Linked DNA regions of Homo sapiens: region 2 is linked to region 1. A link is a loop called in an ENCODE intact Hi-C map of the cell type or tissue named here. Cell type or tissue: A673. All regions are shown on one strand. Each heading gives the region's core, and the rest is flanking DNA. Links, peaks and the distances in the headings are about the cores only.

The links. Hi-C counts contacts between places; a loop is a spot of excess contacts. Peaks named below come from ENCODE experiments on the same cell type or tissue, not always from the same donor. Only the 100,000 strongest peaks of a DNase experiment are listed, where the experiment ranks them.
Region 2: it touches region 1 in a loop (9-fold over the local background); 2 of 110 quality-filtered maps call a loop at or near these places.

What each region holds. Positions count from the first base shown.
Region 1 is chr6:82,269,421-82,272,342 of GRCh38, forward strand. It overlaps LOC105377874 (a long non-coding RNA gene), which reads left to right and starts at 2,018. Exons shown (of 3, transcript XR_942737.3): 1 at 2,018-2,337; 2 at 2,540-2,650; 3 at 2,797-2,922. In A673, for the core only: a CTCF peak has its summit at 1,548 (motif pointing right); DNase peaks (open chromatin) are centred at 1,581 and 2,021; H3K27ac peaks cover 832 bases.
Region 2 is chr6:82,686,312-82,689,233 of GRCh38, forward strand. It overlaps LOC105377876 (a long non-coding RNA gene), which reads right to left and starts at 2,173. Exons shown (of 6, transcript XR_001744232.2): 1 at 1,943-2,173. In A673, for the core only: no CTCF peak of the experiment used is centred there; DNase peaks (open chromatin) are centred at 670, 1,700 and 2,770; H3K4me3 peaks cover 1,499 bases; H3K27ac peaks cover 2,500 bases.

The sequences.
Region 1 (2,922 bases), core at 270-2,769:
TTTCTTTCTTTTTTTTTTTTTTTTGAGACCAAATCTTGCTCTGTCGCCCAGGCTGGAGTGCAGTGGCGCAATCTCAGCTCACTGCAACCTCCGCCTCCCGAGTTCAACTCTCAGGCCTCAGCCTCTGGAGTAGCTGGGACTATAGGTGCCTACCACCACATCTGGCTAACTTTTTGTATTTTTAGTAGAGACAGGGGTTTCACCATGTTGGCCAGGCTGCCCTCAAACTCCTTACCTCGAGTGATCCACCTGCCTTGGCCTCCCAAAGTGCTAGGATTACAGGCATGAGCCACCATGCCCAGCCTTTCCTATCTTTATGGTGAAAAGATCAAGACAAAAGAAACCCTTTCATAACTAAGCATCAGGCAACCATGAGAAGATCAATGTATTGAAGAGAAACTTCCAAGTGATGGGTGGTATTGGGAAATTAGAGATTTGGCCCTTGAATCAGTAGATATAGGATATCTCAGCAGGCATCAAGTGAGGTTTGAAAGTCATTCATTTAATTACCTCCTATCATTCAAAGCATTTTAGACTTGCCCAGCATGTTTTACATTTCAATTCACTTTCACATCTATTAGTTTAGCCGCAAGATCATGACAATGCACAACAGGAAGAGGTCCTGAGAAAGTCAAGTCCTCCGAGTAAATTTGGTAGGAATCTACCTCTATCACCAGCTGGGAAGTAGGCAATGATTGACACATGCAGATTTGATCAGTCTTTCAGTGCCTGTACAGGAGGAGACCCCCCTAGGGAAGGCAGAAGTACTTTGGAAACAGAGCAGCCGGTGAGTGGGATCAGAATGGAGACCTGATCTTAGAAGTATCTCACAGTCAAAGCAAAGCCAGTCTCAAGTTAGAGATCAGCCTTTAAAAGGACAAGCTGATTCTGGGAAACATGAATCACTTAAGTTAGACAGCAGTTTCTGATTTGGTGATGGTTTTTTAAATTTTTGTTTCTTTCCATATATATAGGGGTTGTTTATTCATTCTGAACTTTGCTAACAGTGGGCCAACTTCTAAAACTTGGTTATGGTTCTCATAGGTGTATATTTTTAATATGCATAATTGAAGACATCTTTGTTTTTTCATGTCCATATATTTAAAATTTGAGAAATATAAATTCAAGTGAGAAGAGTTGGAAGAGGGGAGCAATATTATGGTTTAGATGACATGATCATTTCCATTTTCTTAGCTTATTAACATATTTTCCTATACCTCGCAGAATCAAGGTTTTATTTTAGTGTGACAGACAGAACCGGGATAGCAAGAAAAAGTCCAAAGTTAAAATACCACTGCAGCAGTTCCTCTGGATACTGAAAGAGTTTTCATGTTTTTGGCTCTCCACAAAGCAGATTAAAGCTTAAAACTTTCAGTGAAAACAAAAGAGACCCCAGGATTGAATTATCCCCATAGAAGGTTAAACAAAAAAACCCAAAAGCCCAAAAACTAGAATTAAACCTGGAGATTCCAAAGCAGACCCCAGTAGAAGGATTTTGTTTTCTCTGTGCAATCAATAAATGATACAGAGCTTTTTTAGGTATCTGTCGCTAGATGGCACTATATAAACACCTTCATTTTCACTTTTCACATCTTCCCTTAGTAGTCAGAAAGGAGGCAAAATATCAGGTAAGGCAATCCTTTTAGTCTTCTTGAAATTGCTGCTGTTTATTAATTTAACTAAATCTTTAATTATAAACCTAAACACCTTGTAACAGATTTGCCAATACCTTAATCCTCTATCAGCAAGTACGGTTCCATTGACAGGAGATTGGCTCGAAGGCAGCTTTGGGTTTGTTATTTGACAGATAGGAAACTGAATAATAAGAAGGCAAGAAAATTGATAGTATGTGAAAGAGAAGACAGGAAAAAGAAATACATTTATGAGAAAATGTATAATCTTGAATTTTCTTTGGTTTCCATTAAACTGCCGGTGCCTCAGAAGATTGTCAGTTTAACGTTCTATCAGTAGTACCATAATTTATTCTTTTGTTATACCATGAGGATTGAAGACGAAAAGGCCCATGCTAGCAGGAGGCACAAGAAGAGATTATATATGCAAATAATTCTGTAGCTCTTGTACCAGGAGAGGGTTTGTCTTGTAATATTTCTTTGAAGACACACATAGAAATCTTTGATTGGTCTACAAAAAGCAAAATTGTGAGGCTAAAAAGAAGAGGGAGAAAGAGAAAGAATATTTGAAAAGAGTATGCAAAGCTATGATAAAAAGTCGGAAGATGGATGACAACTGCAGCATCTTTTTTTTTTTTTTTGAGAGCTAAGAATAGTGGGGATGAGGGGGTGGGTAAGGCATGCAAAGCAATTTGGAGAAGCAAGGGTAAGTGTGTTCAAGCCTGGGGAATTGAGGACATCTGGTCATATCCAGACAAAATGTTTAATCTGTGTAACTGGCAGTGGGCAGGGGTAACCCAGCTAGCCTGCCTTCCAAGTCAGGTCGGCTGCTCCTCGACTCTGCTTCTCAGGAGTGGTGGGCTGTGTTCCATGGATCTGAGGTGCCATGTGCTGCTTTCTGCCCCCAGGAAAGAAGCAGACACCGAGGGAGAATTTTAAAGACTTCAAAGAGCCCGAGTGGACTACCACATCCCTGTAGCTGGCAGTCCTATAGCTGGCGGTCCTACTTGTCCAGTAAGGTTAGGGAGGAATGGAGAGGCGGAGGAGTTGGAATATGTGGGTAGGGGTGGGGTTGGGAATGAGTGAAGTGGAAGAGGGCTGGCTAAATGAGCTCTCCTCTTCCAGCACACATTCAGTAAACTTTCTCCCTTCCTCTGTATTTCAGCTTCCAAACATTGGCTCCTCTCTGAAAAGGTCACCCTGCTTTTCAGACAGAATTTGTGACTCTCGGCAGCTGGGAATACTTTGGAACTGAAGAGAACCTATTAGGAGAGAGAAAAAACAGAGTCAT
Region 2 (2,922 bases), core at 295-2,794, 420 kb after region 1:
CTTGAAGGCTAAAGGCAAGAGGGGGTTGTCTAGATCAGATATCCTCCACTGTCATAATTTTCTTACTGTTACTATTTTTGCAAAGGTGGTTTCTGAATTGTCACAAACATCATACCCAAGTTAAATAACTTGCTATTTTCTATTTTTATCCTTCTTTTAAAAAATAATTTTAGATTTTGATTCAAAGATAGAGCTCATTTTTGCCACTGAATTCTCTAAGAATTTCTATCAAGGAGGAAGTCTTGATTAGATCAGTGAATCTCAGATATTTATAGTCCTTGGAAGAAACAGGTTACCAAAAAAAGAGGGAAAATGAAAGATGGTTCCTTTAAGAAATGAACAAAGAAGGAATATACGTCCCAACCACAAGAAGCAAATGGAAGGAAACGGCTGGCTTCAGAATGTTAATATCATCACTGCAAATTAGTTTTCATATAAGTAATTAATCAACTTTTGTCACTTTTTGCGATTCATTGTGAACATTCTGCATGAGGTCCGTCCTTCACTGTGCTACTTCAAGTTTAAAAGCCTGAGGCTTTTAGAACTTGCCTTATGACATTGTCGAGGCCCTTTTTATAGTCTAATTAACATGCCAGAAATTTCAAGCCAACAAAAGATACAATGGTACCATTTTTCAGCTTTGAAGAACTTTTTCATGCCCACTTCAAGCACTTCTTACACTTCTGGCCCTCTCTGCTCAGATACCAACCTCACTGGAGGGACTGGCTTTAAGCTTCATGAAGGGCCCCACCCTTCCTGTTCACTCAGTGGGACCATTCATGAGAGGAAATAATGACATTACATTATGCAATCTTCCCTATATGTAACCTCTCCTAATAGAGCCTTTTTGATGGAATTTTTAGGATCCACGGCCACCAGGATTAAGCTACATACTCTAAGCTAAGGACCACACTGGACTGGAGCAAATATAACAGATCTCAGCACGGATTGCCTTGGTACCAGAGTCCCTAACAAGCCCACATGCTGCCAGTCACACTGTCCACACAGAATCTTGGGGGATCTGGAACACTCCATCCTGGCTTTAAGTTACCACCACTACCAAACTACTGCCCTTTTCTATTAAGGCTTAAATTGCCAATATAGCAATACAGAAGAACCTATACTCACAAGCATTCACTTCTGTTTAAAGGGATGTTTACAAACAACAGGATTTCTTGTTTCTTGAACCTAACTTAGCAGCAAGATGAGTTCTCACCCGGGGGAGAAATTATATATACAATTTATTAGTAGTTCTATTACATATGTAAATGTGCCCATTATAGAATATAAAGAGAAACAGAAAGGAGTAAAATTAATCACTCATAAATACCTATATTAACAATTTAAATAGGCTTCTTTTCACCTTTTTTCTCCTGTAACTTGTATTATAGGAAAATGAAAGTAGTTGAAACTGTAAGTGAATTTTAGCCAAATATTTTTCCTAAATAAGCCAGCCAAAAGATGCTCTCCCCCAAGTCCTCTGAGATCTAATGCTGGACAAGAGGTACTGTGCCCCATCACCAACCACCCACATGGAAGCAGGACTCAGGACATCATGAGCTGCACATTTCTTATTTTGCTCACAGTCAAGCTGCGCAGGCAGAAGGGGTGAGGATTATTAATCAGAGAAAGTGAGATGAACTACCAGCTCTCTCTCCTCTGCTCCTCAAAGAATTCTTTCACTTCCTCTGCCTGTTTCCTGTCCTCACCCAGGGTGGCCCATGTTCTCCCATGGCGCTCTCCTCTGCTGCTCCGCTGCTTTCCTGAAGGGCAGCAAAAGGCCTCCCGGTGTCCACAGCATCTGGTGCTGCTTCAAAGCCAATCACTAAACCAGCCAACTATCTGCCCTTGTGATTTGCCCAGGCGAATCTTCCAAGGCCAGTCGTGTCAAATTGGAAGCTCCGGGAACCTCTGTGCAAATGAATTCTAAAATCCTCCTTACCTTTACAGCAATCTCACAGAGATTTATGTTGTCACCAAGAGGAAAACATAAACCTTTCTGCCGTCACTGAGGTACTCCAAGTGTGACTGCCTTTACTGCAACTCTCCAAGAGTGAACTCTGCATGAAAAATAAAATTTCGGTCTTAACATCAGCTTTACTGTGAAATGGGCTGGAATTCTTCAAGAGACTAATTTATAAATGAATTCCGAGAATCTGAACAAGAAGTATCTGAAAGGGAAAACTTAAACGATACATAAATAGGTGAAAATACGTTCAACCTCATTAACGATCAAAGGTATGCTAAACAAAACATACATGTTTTTGCTTATCTAACTAGAAATGATTTTTTAAAGTTATATTTGATGTCAGTGTAGAATGTTGGGAAACTTGTTAGTCAGGTTTCCCAACATTCTACTGGTGGGAAATTGGTAAAAGCAAATTGGGGAATTTATATTAACAGTAGAAACTATGCATAATCTCTCAGTAAACAATTCTACTTATGATCCTAAGGATAAAATTAGTAGCACGCAAGAAGATTTGATAATAGCAGAAACTGGAAAAATATACAAGAATGAGTAGTTATTAAATATGGTATCTTCACTTGACAGAATACTCTACAGCCATTAACAAGGAGCTGGAGGAAGAGGTTTATACGTGAGAAAAAGCTAGTTATGAAACAACACATACAATATAGCCCCAGTTTAGTGGAAATACATACACCTAGAAAAGGGTTTAGAGAGGAGTCATCAGTGGTTATCTCAGAGTGGGGTGGACACAAGGCTAGCAGGATGGCATGCAGTTAAGAGTAAGGGGATTGAACATACTTGGATGCATATCCTAACTCTGCCACTCTGGGAACTGGGGCAATTTTCTCACAGACTCCTTATTTGTAAAATGGGGATAATGTGACTACTTAGGGCTTGTTAAAGGATTAAAAGAAATGGTTTTAATAAAGTACATAGCACAGTATTTGGTACAA